2 separate regions of the Homo sapiens genome follow, and region 2 is linked to region 1. The links are chromatin loops, found by intact Hi-C in ENCODE. Cell type or tissue: Panc1. All regions are shown on one strand.

What was found. A loop is a pair of places that touch in the nucleus more often than their neighbours do. Peaks named below come from ENCODE experiments on the same cell type or tissue, not always from the same donor. Only the 100,000 strongest peaks of a DNase experiment are listed, where the experiment ranks them.
Region 2: a loop joins it to region 1, with 9 times the contacts of the local background. A loop is called at or near these places in 36 of 110 quality-filtered maps.

The regions. Positions count from the first base shown.
Region 1 is chr3:176,510,858-176,518,857 of GRCh38, reverse strand. MIR7977 (microRNA 7977) reads right to left here and starts at 3,755; the gene lies at 3,707-3,755. In Panc1, CTCF peaks have their summits at 4,257 and 4,463 (motif pointing left); a DNase peak (open chromatin) is centred at 4,417; H3K27ac peaks cover 730 bases.
Region 2 is chr3:176,935,616-176,943,615 of GRCh38, reverse strand. No RefSeq gene overlaps it. Among named protein-coding and RNA genes, the nearest start is that of TBL1XR1-AS1, 98 kb to the left of the region's middle. In Panc1, CTCF peaks have their summits at 4,183 and 4,420 (motif pointing right); a DNase peak (open chromatin) is centred at 4,425.

The sequences.
Region 1 (8,000 bases):
TTGAACCTAACCCACTGCCTGGTGCTCAGCCTACCCATTCAGAGCCAACTCATTAAACTACAGAAAACCAATACCCAATGTAAGCCATTGAGTTTTGAGTGGTTTGTTATGTAGTGCCAGGGCAGTAATAGCTAGCTAATATAATCACCATCCATTTAGTATTCCAAGCCAGAAACCCGGGCATCATAGCTGTTGAGTTTTGTTTATAAGAAAAATCATGCTATGATTTTAAAAAATACATTATTATTATAAAGAATGTATGTAATAAAGAGAATTTTAAAAAGAAAAACAAGCATAAGATGCCAATTTCCTACTGCACAAGAAACAACTATCTTCAACATTAGGTGAGCATCATTGTAGACATACATTTTCTTTTCTATAAGCTTTTTAATTTTATAATAGTATTAAATATACAGAAAAATTACAAAAATAATACTGAGAATTCCTTTATACCCCTCATCCTGTCTCCTCTATGTTAATATCTTAGATTATCATGGTACGTTTATCAAAACAAAGAAACCAATATTGACACATTACTAGTAATGACACTGAACAACTTATTCAACTTATCACTATTTTCCTCTAAGATTCCAGAATCCCATGCTGGATACCATATTGCATTTAGTCATCACGTATCCTTAGCCTACTCTGGTCTGTGACAATTTCTCAGACTTTCCTGATTTTTTTTTTTAATTTAACCATTTTGAGGATTACTGATCAAGTATTTTGTAGACTGTTCTTCAATTGGGATTGGCTGATCTTTTCCTCAAGGGTAGACTAGGGTAATGGGTTTTGCAGAGGAAGAATACATGAGCAAAGTGTTGTCAACACAGTAGATCCAGGTGCAAGCTATCAACATGACTGACCATTGATGATGTTAACCTTCACCATCAAACCAAGTTTGTGTTTGCCACAATTCTCCACTGTGAAGTTATTCCTTCAATTTCCATACTCTACTTTTTAAAACGGATATCTATGTTTACATACTTTTTGTCAAAATAATACATGCATATCAATTTGAAAGAAATAGAATTTCAAAGCTTTAGAAAACATTCAGTGGTTAAGCTCTATCATTCTCATCACAGAAGCAACTACTTTTGATGATTCTCCATTCCCACCCCAAGAGCTAGTTAATCACAAACCTATTTTCTGTCTCTACAGATTTTTCTTTTCTGAAAATTTCATATAAGTGGGATCTAATAATATGTGATCATTTGATCTGGCTTCTTTTGCTCAGTATAATGCTTTTATAATTTTATCCATATTATGACATATGTTCATTTTTTTATTGTTGACTAATATTTCACTCAATGGATATACCAATTTTTGTTTATTCATTTATAAGTTAATGAACATTTGAATGGTTTCTATATTTAGGCTCCTGTGAATGCTTCTATGAACTTTGAGATGTAAGTCTTTCTGTGGAAATAACTTTCACTTCTCTTGGGTAGGTATTTAGGAGAGAAACTATTAGGTCACATAGTAAGTTCATGTTTAAGTTTTTAAGAAGCTGCCAAACTATTTTCTGACTGCCTGTATCATTTTACATTTCCATCAGCAATATATGAAGTTTCTCCATTTCCCTACCAACTTTTGTTATTTTTGTCTGTCTTTTATGTTTATAGTTATTCAAATGCGAATGAACTGGTATCTTACTATAGTTTTAAAGGGTACTTACCTAATAATTAATGATGTTGAATGTCTTTACATGTGCTGATGAGTCTTTTTATTCTTTTTTGTAAATTGTCTATTTAATTTTTTTGTTTAAGTTTTTATTGAGCTTGTTGTCATCTATTTGGTTCTTTACATATTCTGGATGTAAATGCCTTATCAGAAACATATTGCAAATATTTTCTTCCAGTCTGTGGATTATCTTTTCATTCTGTCAGCTATTTCTTTAGAAGTACCCAAGATTCTAATTTTGATGACCAATTTGACTATAGTTTATTTATTTTAATGGATTGTGGTCTCAATGTTATATTTAAGAAATTATTGACTAGCCAAGGTCAAAAAGATTTTCTCCTGCATTTTCTTCTAAAAGTTTTACAGTTTTAGCTCTTACATTTAGATCTTTGATCCATATTGAGTCAATTTGTGTGCATAGTTTGAGATAAAGGCCTAAATTTATCCTTTCTGCATGTTGGATATTCAATAGTCCTAAAATTAGTTGTGGAAAAGACTGTCCTTTCTCATTGAATTGGCCTGGCAAATTTTTTGAAGAAAAAGTTGACACAATTAGAAGGCTTTACTTCTGGACTCTCAGTTCCATTACCTTATTTATAGGCCTATCTTTATGTCAGTACCACACTATTTTGATTTCTATAGCTCCATAGTAATTTTATTTGTTTGTTTGTTTATTTATTTATTGAGACAGGGTTTCGCTCTGTCCCTGGGCTGGAGTGCAGTGATGTGATCTAGGCTCACTGCAACCTCTGTCTGCCAGGCTCAAGCCATCCTCCCACCTCAGCCTCCTGAGTGGCTGAGACCACAGACATGTGCCACCATACTTGGCTAATTTTTGTATTTTTTGTAGAGATGGGGTTTTGCCATATTGCCCAGGTTGGTCTTGAACTCCTGAGCTTAAGTAATTCACCTGCCTAGGCCTCCCAAATTGCTGGGATTACAGGTGCGAACTGCTATGCCTGGCCTACAGTAATTTTAAAATCAGAAAGCTCTTTTTGTTTAATTAACGAAACTTCTTTTAAGACAACGATAAGCTTTAAACATTTTCTTTTTTATATTATCTCTCTCCTCCAGTTTTTGTTTTGTTTTGTTTTGTTTTCCCAGTACTTTTCTTTCACAAAAGAAGCCTTCTTCAACTGTTAATTCTTGCTTATCTTCTCACGTTTAAAGACGGAGATTTTAAAAACTGTTTGAAGCTCTGAACGCATAGGTAAGACTGGTATACTTTGAGCTTCATTGCAGGATGATGTTTCAACTATAGTCACTGTTTGAGCATAAGTCAGGGAATAATTTATAAAATATTTGGCAACATTAAAATAATATGTCTTCTTTACTGGGAGAAATCTGCCACTGATTTTCTAAGCGAAGAAGCAGAAAGCACATGGGAAAAAATGATGTCACTGCCATCTTGACACGTTTGAAATCACAAATTATAGAAAAGTTGTATTCCTGATCGAAGAATCACTAGTATTACAGGAGTTATTAAGAAATTATTTTAGGCAGCAAGAGAGGGGAAAAGAGTCCTTGGTAAGGCTTTTTCTTTTAATAAAAAAGCAAGCCCCAAAACATTTCTTTTCTAACAGAAAGTGGCCTGAAAAACCAGACCTGCAAGCATTGATATGCAAATGCTGGTGGCTAGAAGCCAGGTCCAACCAATATGGTGGTTCCCGTGACTTTTTCTTTGTTGCCACGTATGCAGAACATCATGGTGACCAGCCAGGTAGCCATATGTGCATATTTAAAGGCTAGGGTGGGAGAGCTGGCTTTTTTGCAGGCTATGTGAATGACACACCTGGTCAAACCAATCCCCTGGCTCCTATGCAAACCAAACACCACGTCGTCCAGCCTCCCAATATAACCGACTGCTTTCTGCTACATGTGGGGTTTTCCATTTGGAGCCCTCCTCCCTCTGTATGAGGGAGCTGTTTTCTTCTTTCTTGCCTATTAAACATTCCACTCCTTAAACCACTCCACGTGTATCCGTGTCGCTAATTTTCTCCGTGCGAGAACAAGGACCTTGGGTGTTTCTCCAGACAACAGACCCATATCATTTTTGGTGCGTTGGCTGGGAAACCAAGGTACAATATCCATTGGGGTTGGTGAGCAGAAGAGCAAACTCAAAACCTGTCCTTTCATTCCGAGGCTCTTGGCTTCCATTTTAAAATCAAATCAAATCAATAACAGCATCTGTCAACCATCTAGATATGCTTAGTGTGGCTGCCATTCTTAAAGACTCGCATGTCAGCCTTGCTGGGGAGAACATGAAGACCCCCCTCCCTCCAATACCCTGGGTCATTGGGAATGTTGGCCGTGCTTCAAACCAGCTTTTCTGTTCATGGGGAAAATTAGCCATTGCATAAGGCGGGGAAAAGTTCTGAAGCAACTGAGAATTTCTGGCCAGGGCATTTCCTAGTGTTATTCAAAAGCTTCTGGACCGGACTCAGCCTCCAGCAGCCTGCCCAGGTGTTGGTAAAAGATCCCCAGTTATCCTGTCGCAAAACTTTTTTTCTGTTTCTATCCACGGTCGCTATGCCTCTTATTCTCTTTGTGTGTCGAATGTGTGGGAATTTTTACAGCCTAGGGAAGTAATCCTGTTAGGCAAGATCAGGAAATGCTGTAATAACCGGGGCTATAGCTCAGGAAAATGCTGTTGCAATCTTCTAGGAACAGAGGTCTCTGAAACCCCGGTTGTGAGATGAGTCCCTACTATGCTGCTGGTGGCACATAGTATTCCTAAGCCAACAGCGCCACCTAGTGGAAATAGACACCCTCTTCATAAGACGCATTGCTTGTCCGCTACAGTCCACCGCAGCTTCCTAATTTTTCCTTTTTGCCCCTTCCTACTGGAAACCAGGCTTTATGCTGCTTCTGTGAACAGGAAAATTCTGCCTTCAACAATTAGGAGTAAATTGTCCTCTGCAGCCAAATTTGAGTCCTGATCCTGTCCCATCAACAGGAAAGTCACGATTAGGCCCCCACATCCCTTTAAGGAAACTATTCTGTCTCCAATAAGACAGTCCTTAATTAGTAAGGGGATTTTAAGTCTGAAAGTTAACCAGAACCATTTTTCTAAGGGTTAAGGCTTTAACACGGGCCATAGTAGCAGGCAATCTAGCACATTCCCTCCATTAAAGGACACTTGCCTTTTATATAATCTTTCCCAAGGTCAATTTTTTTTAAGGGAGGCACACAGGTCACACAAGTCTAGGAAGTCAAAGGGAAATCACAGGCAGAGGACTAGAGCTACTTGAATGAGCATGACTAGCCCCAGTTGCTTGGTTTCTTTGGTGCCATGGCTTGGAGGGTCACACATACAACCATGGGCAGCACATTTAACAGGGTGCTGGGACCCAGGAACCAAGGAAGGAAAACAGTTGGGGGGACGCTCCCACTGTCTTCTTCTCCACTCTGGGTTATACAGAGAGAGGAAGGAGACAAAAGAGACACCTTTTTCTCACTTCTCTTTCTAGATGGGTAACAGATCATGTTCAGCATGTACTCCCCTGGAGTATATTCTAAAGCACTGGGACTGCTTCAACCCTGAGACTTTGTAGAAAGAGCACCTCATATTCTATGGCATAAGGGCATGGCCTTCTTACCATCTTTAAGACAGACAAACCTGGCCTGCTGGGGGGAGCCTTCATTTTAATACTGTCCAACAATTAGATATTTTCTGCAGATGGAAGGACAAATGGTCTGAGATACCCAATGTACAGGCTTTCTTTGCCCTGCGAGACGACCCAGACCTTTACAAGCTTTGTACAATTGACCCAGTTCTTTTAGCAGCATGACAGGCAAGCCCACAAGGAATAGTCCCCCAGAGCTAAAGCAGATTCCAGAGGAGCAATCTGAGACAGCTATTGAATGTCTCAACTCAGTTCCCCTCATCCAGAAGCCCCTCCAATCATACCATCAGGTCCTCCAGGTCCACCATCTCCAGTATTACCCACTTTCCCCACTTCATTCTTATCTCTGCAGGAAGTGCCTGATGAAAATCGTGCCATGAGGGTTCACGTTCCCTTCTCATTACAGGACCTTAAGCAATTAAAGGGAGACTTAAGCAGATTTTCTGATGACCCCAATAAATATATAGAAATTTTCCAAAATTTAACTCAGGTGTTTGACCTCACATGGAGGGATGTTATGTTGCTCCTAAGTCAGGCCTCACTGAAGCTGAAAAGCAAGCAGTTCTGCAGGCAGCAGAAAAATATGAAGATGAACAACATCTCCTATGGCAGACCAAAGAGAAAAAAAGGAGATAGGGAAGGTGAAGAAGTAATGGAAACTCCATTCCCACTAGGAAGAGAAGCAGTTCAAGTAGACAACCCTGATTGGAACCTCAATAACTCAGCAGATAAATGGAAAAGAAAGCACTTTTAAATGTGCATATTAGAGGGCCTACGATAAACCAGGGCTAAACCTCTTAATTACTCTAAACTGTCCATGATAGACCAAAAACCAGATGAGAAACCCACAGCCTTTATGGAAAGGTGGAGAGAGGCACTAATAAGACATGCCTCTTTATCCTCTGATTCAGTCAAGGGACAGCTCATCCTGAAGGAGAAGTTTATTACACAGGCAGCTTCCAACATTAGAAGGAAACTGCAGAAGTAAGCTATAGGACCAGATAGCACCCTAAAGAACCTCCTGAGAATAGCCACTTCAGCCTTTTACAATAGGGATCAGGAGGAGGCCCAAGAAAAGGAGAGGAAACACAAGAGAAGGACAGAGCCTCTATTAGCAGCCTTGCAAGCTTGCAAAGTCCAGGATCTCCAAGGTGCATCTACCAGCTGTTATTAATGTGGAAAGTCAGGGCATTTTAAGAAGGAATGCCCAGGCAGAAAGAACAAGCCACCTCAACCCTGTCCAGCCCATGGCAGAGACCACTGGAGATCAAACTGCCCCTGGAAACAGAGCTCACTGGGTTCAGGACCTGTCTTGCAGATGGTCCAGCAGGACTGATGGGTCCCGGGGCTCAATCCCCCAGCTTCAGCTGGGGCTCAGACTGCCATTACCACACAGGAGCCCTGGCTGATTCTGGAAATTGAAGGAAGGAAGGTAGATCCCTTAGGGATACTGGAATCAGCCTCTCTCTTCTCTGTAATCCAGGCCTCCCCTCTTCCCATAGCAAGACTGTGAGGGGTGTCTCAGGAAAAACTCTAACCTGATATTTTTCTCAATCTGTTAGCTGAAGATGGGGGCCTATTATTTACAAATGGCTTTTTAATCATGCCTGAAAGTCTCACTCTTTTATTGGGTAGAGATATTCTTGTTCACACAGGGGCAAGCATCCTTATAGCCCCAGGACAAACTCTTTGTCCCCTCCTGATGGAAGCTAATATTAATCCAGAAATGTGGGCAACTCAAGGAAGAATAGGTCAAGCTATAACTGCTAGACCAGTCCAGATCCATCTTAAGAATCCTACTTCTTTTCCTAATCAGAGGCAGTATCCCCTAAGGCCAGAGGCTAGGAAAGGGTTAGAAGTTATTATTAATAACCTAAAGATGCAGGGCCTCCTCAAACCCTATAGTAGCCCCTGAAACACCCCAATATTAGGAGTGCAGAAAGCCAATGGGGAATGGAGACTAGTTCAGGACTAGTTCCGCCTCATTAAAGAAGCTGTAGTTCCAATCCACCCAGTGGTATTTAATCCCTATACCCCGTTAATTCACATATCTGAGGGAACTAAATGGTTTACAGTTCTAGATTTAAAGGATGCCTTTTTCTGCATACGGTTACATTCTGACTCTCAATACCTCTTTGCCTTCGAAGATCCCTCTGGCCAAACTGCCCAATTAACATGGACAGTGCTTCCTCAGGAATGTGTTTGAACAGGCACTGTCAAAAGACCTCTCTGAGTTTTCGCATCCTCAAGTTAGGGTCTTGCAGGATGTTGTTGTTACTCTGCTCTGTGCCCCAACTGAGGAAGCTTCTCAGGAAGGCACTGAAGCTCTCCTTAACTTCTTAGTAATAGAGGATATAAGGTTTCAAAACCCAGGGCCCAGCTTTGTCAAGCCTCAGCGAAGCACCTAGGTTTAGTGCTGTCTGAGGGGATTGGAACATTAGGGGAAGAAAGGATTAAGCCTATTTCCTCCTTCCTCCTCTCCAAAACCCTCAAGCAACTAAGAGGATTTTTGGGCATTACAGGATTTTGCAGACTATGGATACCTGGGTATGGTGAAATAACCCATTTATTATATAATCTCATAAAAGTAACTAAGGGAACTAAAACTCATCTTTTAACCTTGGAACCTGAAGCTCAAAAGGCCTTTGACCAGCTAAAGCAAGCCTTGCTTAAGGCATCAGCTCTCAACCT
Region 2 (8,000 bases), 420 kb before region 1:
TAGTAAAGTCTATATAATAGGAGATTATATATAATGATGAATAAAAACATGTGCAAATTGTTATGTGTATTCACTTGGTGATGTAGGTGCACATGGATTCACAGACAAAAATGTAAAGTTGGGAAAGGTCTTTGAACCCATTGATTTTGTCTTGTGTTTAATAGGTGGGGAAACTGAGACCCAGAGAAACGATAGACATTGAGAGAGTTTTACTGTATGTTCCTGTTGTCATATAAATATATGTGCGTGTATATATATGTGTGTGTGTGTGTACATATATGTATGTGTATATATATGTGTGTGTGTGTGTATATATATATATATATATGTATGTGTGTATATACATATATATTTGAGACAGGCTCTTACTGTGTTGCCCAGGCTGGAGTTCAGAGGTGTGGTCATAGCTCACTGCAGCTTCAAACTCCTGGGCTCAAGCAGTCCTCCTGCCTGGGCTTCCCAGAGTTCTGGGATTACGGGTGTGAGCCACCGCAGCCTGGCCTACCTGTTGTTAAATTTGTATCATGTTTAGTGAAAGTTTTAGGTTAATATAGACCTAAGCATGTAACATTTCTGTTGAAGCATATTGGATTCTTTTTTTTTTTTTTTTGAGATGGAGTCTCTCTCTTGTTGCCCAGGCTGCAGTGCGGTGGCACAATCTCAGCTCACCAAAACCTCTGCCTCCTGGGTTCAAGCAATTCTTCTGCCTCAGCCTCCTTAGTAGCTGGGATTACAGGCATGCACCACCACGGCCGGCTCATTTTTGTACTTTTAGTAGAGACGGGGTTTTGCCATGTTGGCCAGGCTGGTCTCGATTTCCTGACCTCAGGTGATCTGCCTGCCTAGGCCTCCCATAGTGTTGGGATTACAGGCGTGAGCCACCGTGCTCGGCTTGGATTCTTTGTATGTGGACTGTTAGAAAGTATTCCCTTAAGAAGTTATTTTAGGGACTTTTAAAAGAAAAATCAGGAACAATTCAATGTACTGATGTTTGTTTTCTCAGACCAGACAACTATATTTATATGCACTCATTAGCATAGGAGATTTTAGCTGTCCTCCCTCTATTATGTCCTTTTTAACATACGTGGATTTCATTCAGGTCTCCTCCCCTCCTTCATGCAGCCCATGGGGCTCAGAGGAAGCTGACCTCATTTGTCTCCAGGGATGGATCTTCTAAGACTCTAAGCCAATGAGTTTAATCTTAAGAGTCAGCCCATTCAAGAAAAGAGGTGTTTTAGTATTTTGACCAATGAGTTGAGAGAAATGGTTTGTCAGGGCTTTATAGGAAAGATCCTCCTTTCTCCTCTAGGATCTTTCTGGGAACCATTCTGTCTCCCTCCCACTGAATGTGAATGAGAACACTGTGAGTACAGATTTCTACTGCAAACATTCTAAAGACACAGAAAGAGCCAGCCTAAAGATGAAACAACAATGTGGATAGCAGAGCATGACGAGAAAAGAACATAGGCTTTTCTTGATATTTTTATGCTGCCAGATTAGCAACAAAACTACCAAAGGACTTCATTTTACATGAGACAGTAGGACTCTTTAATGTGTAAGTCAGTTTCAATGGGTGTTCTGTTGCTTGCCTAATATTCTAACAGAAACACTTGTGGGTAGATATTTTCCTGGAAGTACAAAATGGTTCCCTGGCAGGCAACAAAATGTAATATCAGCTGTAATATAAATTAAAACCCTTGCAAAACCCTCCAGAGAGGTCTGAACTATCCAAGTGCTTCAGAGTGTGGTTAGAGATTTTTAGAATAGTGACTCAAATATCACACCACAACTGCTAACAACCCCAAGGACCTGTTACTCTCTGAATGCTGAAGCTTTATGGACAACAACTCAGAGCCAGTACTTGGTGGAACTGCAGGATTTAGGTTTTTTAAAATTTTTATAGATTTAAGGGATACAGGTGCATTTTATTAAATGGATATATTGTGTAGTGGCAAAATCTGAACTTTCAGTGTTACCATCACCCAAATAGTGTAATTTCTGTTATATATAATAGAGAAATTATATGTCATTTCTCATTCCTCTTTCCCCTTCAACCCTCCAACCGTTTGGAGTCTCCAATGTCTATTCCACTTTGTATGTTCATGTGTACATGTAGTTTACCTCCAACTTATAAATAAGAACATGAAGTATTTAACTTGTTTCCTTAAGATTTAACTTGTTTCCCTTGCAGTTCCATCCACATTGCTGCAAAAGACAGGATTTCATTATTTTTTATGGCTGAGTAGTGGAATTGGAGGATTTTGTAAATTAGATGTAGACTGGGAGATGAGGACAAGGATGATGGAGAAGGAAGAGCTCTCGACACGCATCCTGATAATAAAGCTCCTTAATGTCTCTAAGTTTCTGAGAAAACTCATTTGTGTTTAGCTTGTAAACTTTATTTATTTATTGTGTTTGTCAACCGATATATCATAGTCGTACGTATTTTGGGGATACAAGTGATATTTTGATACATGTATCTAATATGTAATGAGCAAATCAGGGTAATGGAGACATTCATCATCTCAAACATTTATCTTTTTTTGTGTTGAGAACATTACAATTCTAGCTATTTTGAAATATACAATAAATTATTGTTAACTATAATTTCCCTACTGTACCATCAAATATTATCACTTATTCTTTCTATTTAGCTGTATTTTTATACCCATTAGCCAACTCCTCTTCATTCCCTACTCCCTTTCCTTCCCCCAGCCTCTGGTAATAACCCTGTCTACCTCCATGAGATCCACTTTTTTTAGCTCCCACATAGAAGTGAGAACATGTGATATTTATCTTTCTGTTCTTAGCTTATTTCACCTAGCGTAATGAGCTCCAGTTCTATCCATGTTGCTACAAATGACAGAATTTCATTCCTTTTTATGATTGAATAGTATTCCACCATGTATGTATACCACATTTTCTTTTTCTTTTTTCATTTGTTTATTTTTATTTTTTATTTTACTTTAAGTTCTGGGATGCATGTGCAGAATGTGCAGCTTTGTTACATAGGTATACATGTGCCATGGTGGTTTGCTGCACCTATCAACCCGTCATCTAGGTTTTAAGCTCCACATGCATTAGGTATTTGTCCTAATGCTCTCCCTCTCCTTGTCTCCCACCCCATGGCAAGCCCCAGTACGTACTGTTCCCCTCCCTGTGTCCATGTGTTCTCATTGTTCAACTCCCACTTATGAGTGAGAACATGTGGGTACACCACATTTTCTTTATCCATTCATCTGTTGATGGACACTTAGGGTCATTCTGTATTTTGGTTATCGTGAATAGTGCTGCAATAAATGTGAAAATGCAAATATATTTTTGATATACTGATTTTTTTTTTTCGAGACAGGGTCTCGCTCTGTTGCCCAGGCTGGAATGCAGTGGTGTGATCATGGCTCACTGTAACCTATGCCTCCCGGGCTCAATCAACCCTCCCACATCAGCCTCCTGAGTAAGTGGGACTACAGGCATGCACCACCATGCCTGGCTAATTTTTTGTATTTTTTGTAGAAATGGGATTTTGCCATATTGCCCAGGCTGGTCTTGAACTCCTGGACTTAAGTGACCCGCCCACCTTTGGCTCCCAAAGTGCTGGGATTACAGACATGAGCCACCGTGCCCATCCTTGATATATAGATTTTTAAAAAGTATATACCCATCAGTGAGAGTGTTGAATTACATAGTAGTTCTATTTGTAGTTTTTTGAGAAAACTTCATACTATTTTCCATAATGGCTGTACTACTTTATATTCCCAAGATTGTGAAATTGAATAATAATTATCATCATATTTAGTATTATGCACTTACTCTGTGCCAAATACTGTATAAATATTTGTGCTTTCAATTGTCTGAACTACCTTGATGTTATGCCTATTTGGTAGATGAGCAATCTAACGCTTAAAGAAATTAAGAAATATGGCAAAAATCCAAGTCATAGAAGACAGAAAAGGGAGCCACAGTTTCGATTCACGTCTTTTTGTTTTTGAAATTTTGGCTACTAGCCAATATACGTTATTATCTTAAAACCGTATTATTATTCTGCTCATTTATTCTTTTATTCAACTATACGATGAATATTCACAAAGTGCCAGGCGCTGTTCTAGGTTCAGTAGAATGTTGCTGGTCTTGAGATTACATTCTAGTAGAGGAGGATAGTCTCTAAAAAAAAATGTGAACCAAACATATATGAACAAACATATGTATTTATATACATATATGATGAATTTACAATGTGAGATATAATGACAAAAGCCAAAACTATTTTGGTGTGGTCTCCTTACAAAAATATTAACAGCCAGAGTGGCAAGCTGTACACCTAACAACGGGTGCATTTCGGCTATAGAACACTTTGACATGGTTGCAAGGATGAAGTCAGGGCTTTTTGTCAGATGTTGCAATCTTTAAGGCTTGCCAGTAGGTGGCATCCATGCCTTATAAACATTAGGAACACAGACCTGGTTGGCACAGCTTACAATGAGACTTAAGTTCTTTGATTTTATAATGTTAGAGCTTCCTATGGTATCTAATTATCTCTGTTGAATGGGTTGGGTATATGAAAGACGTAATCAGTACAATTTGAAATACAGGTAATGTGGCTGTGTAATTTTCAGTGACAATTTATACAACTTTTATTTTAAGGTAGTCCTAAAAGTATACCACATTTTGTTGAAGCCTATGGATTATATTTATATTCATGATGAACAATCGACTGAATGATGAAAATAGGCTTAGGGAAGTGCAGCATTCTGCTAAATTATGTGGTCAGAACACAGAGTTGAGACTCTAATAAAGGTTTTTGAAGAGGAAAATGTGATTGAAAAATAAAACCTATTCCTAGAAATTGATATGCCTTTTAATCAAGCTTGCAAAGTTGTTCTGCTATTCTGCACAAAATCTTTGTTATTTTAAAGGAAGGAGAACATTATAGTATGCTGGATTTAGAAAGAAAAGATACATATATTTCGAGCTCTGATTTAAGATCTTTTGAAAATATCCCTACCATGATCCTCCTCTTTAAAGTTAGGTTGTTGGGTTAAAACATGTCACTTTGTAGTGTAGGGCCGTTACTGTGTCTTTCAAGTCACATTGTTTTTTTGCAGTAAGGAATTGAGACTGAGTGTTGGACGAAACCTGAGGTTTTAAGGTGAACATAATTTTAAAGGGTATGTCTATGTCTTGCGTCATTTACTAAAGGTGAAGCTCCTGGGCCCTCAAACACTTTTTTTTTTTTTAACTTGCTAATACGTTTGCTAGTCCATTGCACTACTGCATTTGCTGAGAATATTATTTGCTTTCTGTCAGATTTACCTTCTGCATTGCAAAGTAACATCTTATTTTAAAAATCTCAGATCCCTTTTAGTTGCAGTGTTAAAAAGCTGTCAGCCAATAGATATTTACAAAAGACATTCCACTGGTGTCTGCAGCAACCAATGAACTTATGACTCTGTTGCTTTTAAGCTAAAGGCTTGAGAAGTCTAGTGCTTTCTGTTCTCCTACATCTAATTTGGGAGAAGCTGTATTTTGAAAAATTGTCAGAAATAAGTAAAGGAAATGCCAACTTCATTTGAGTTTGAACTGCTAGGCTAGCATTTTGCTATTAAATTACTCTGAAGTTAATGTGGATACATTTCTTATTTACTTTCTTTGTCTCTCTGGGTATGTGCCTATTAGGCCAGGTAAAAATAAAATGGCAGTCATCTTGAGTTAAATTTCATTTATGAAGTTAAAACCTTCCCTTTTTCTGTTTTCTTGGAGGAGAGTATTAGGAAATTTTCCATCGCCAAAGGATGCTAAACCTCTCAGATTCTTTCTAGGATGTTCAGCAACTCATTTCTCTATAGCTGATTCTTTCTTAAATTGGATTTAATCCAACTGTTCAGTGTGCTAAATTCTTTTAAGCAAAATCATGTCCAGTGTCTTCTACTTCTATCCTAACTATGCCACAGAGATAAAAAGAAGTCTAGAATTTTTACCTCATATATACTTTTTGTAGCCCAGCATTAGGTTTTCTTTTTCTGAGAAATCAAAGAAAAATGAGTAACAAATCAACTAACAATAACAACCTGTTTTTAGCTGAGAGGAGAAGAACTAAAATTCATAAATTTATCTATAAGCAAAACAAAATCTTTCTTTGATTTTGGTTTAATGGTGGTACTGAAGATTTTAACCTAATGATACTTTGGTAAGAAATCTTTTAGAGGATGAAAACTGTCAACTTAGAATTCTTTGCTTAAAAAAGAAACTATCATCAGAGTGAACAGGCAACCTACAGAATGGGAGAAAATTTTTGCAATTTACTTATCTGCAAAAAGTCTGATATCCAGAATTTACAAGGAACTTAAACAAATTTACTAGGAAAAAAAAAACAAACAAACAATGCCATCAAAAAGTGGGCAAAGGATATGAACAGACACTTCTCAAAAGAAGACATTTATGCAGCCAACAAACATATAAAAGAAAGCTCAACATCACTGATAATCAGAGAAATGCAAATCAAAACTACGAGGAGATACTATCTCATGCCAGGCAGAATGGCAATTATTAAAAAGTCAGGAAACAATAGATGAAGGAGAGGCTGTGGAGAAATAGGAACGCTTTTATACCGTTGGTGAGAATGTAAATTAGTTCAACCATTGTGGAAGACAGTGTGGCGATTCCTCAAGGATCTAGAACCAGAAATACCATTTGACTGACTAATCCCATTACTGGGTATATACTCAAAAGATTATAAATCATTCTACTATAAAGACACATGCGGCCAGGCGCCGTGGCTCACGCCTGTAATCCCAGCACTTTGGGAGGCCAAGGTGGGCGAATCATGAGGTCAGGAGATCGAGACCATCCTGGCTAACACGGTGAAACCCCGTCTCTACTAAAAATACAAAAAATTAGTCGGGCGCAGTGGTGGGAGCCTGTAGTCCCAGCTACTCAGGAGGCTGAGGCAGAAGAATGGCATGAACCCGGGAGGCGGAGCTTGCAGTGAGCCGAGATCGCACCACTGCAGTCCGGCCTGGGCGAAAGAGCGAGACTCCGTCTCAAAAGAAAAAAAAAAAAAAAAAAAAGACACAGTCACACGTATGTTATTGCAGCACTATTTACAATAGCAAAGACATGGAACCAACCCAAGTGCCCATCAATGATAGACTGGATAAAGAAAATGTGGTACATATACACCATGGAATGCTATGCTGTCATAACAAGGAATGAGATCATGTCCTTTACAGGGACATGGATGACGCTGGAAGCCATCATTCTCAGCAAACTAACACAGGAACAGAAAACCAAACACCGCCATGTTCTCACTTATAAGTGGGAGCTGAACAATGTGAACACATGGACACAGAGAGGGGAACAACACACACCAGGGCCTGTTGGGGGGTGGAGGGTGAGAGGTGAAGGGAGGGAACTAGAGGACAGGTCAATAGGTGCAGCAAACCACCATGGCACATGCATACCTATGTAACAAACCTGCACGTTCTGCACATACATCCCGTTTATTTATTTATTTATTTATTTTATTTATTTTTTTTTAGAAGAAAAAAAGAATTATTTGCTTAAGCCAATTCACTGCTGAGCACAGAGCTCGATCTGTAAGAGTCAGGGACAGAGTTCCTCCCAAAAGTCTGGGTCAGGTGCATAGTCATGCCATCTTGCCTTCATTTTAGGGACCAGGGACATCACTATATCTATTTCTTTGACTTTTTTTTCCTTTCACTTTGTGTTTTTGTTGGAGTACTGGTTGATAAGTTTCTCTACAATTCTGGTTAGTTCTGTCTTCATATAAGTCTGCAGGACATTTAAAAAAATAAATACGTCACTCTTCTCTGTAAACAAAATGGGTCAGGGTGGGGTTTTGGATAGAGGAGAATCTGAGAGATTAACAGTAAGTCACTTGCATAATATGGCATTTCAACAGAGTGACAGCTAGCAGGTGTAGTTCCTCCTCCCTGCTTTTACTAAGTGAATCTTTCTTGGAATGGTAAAGTGGAGAAAAAAAA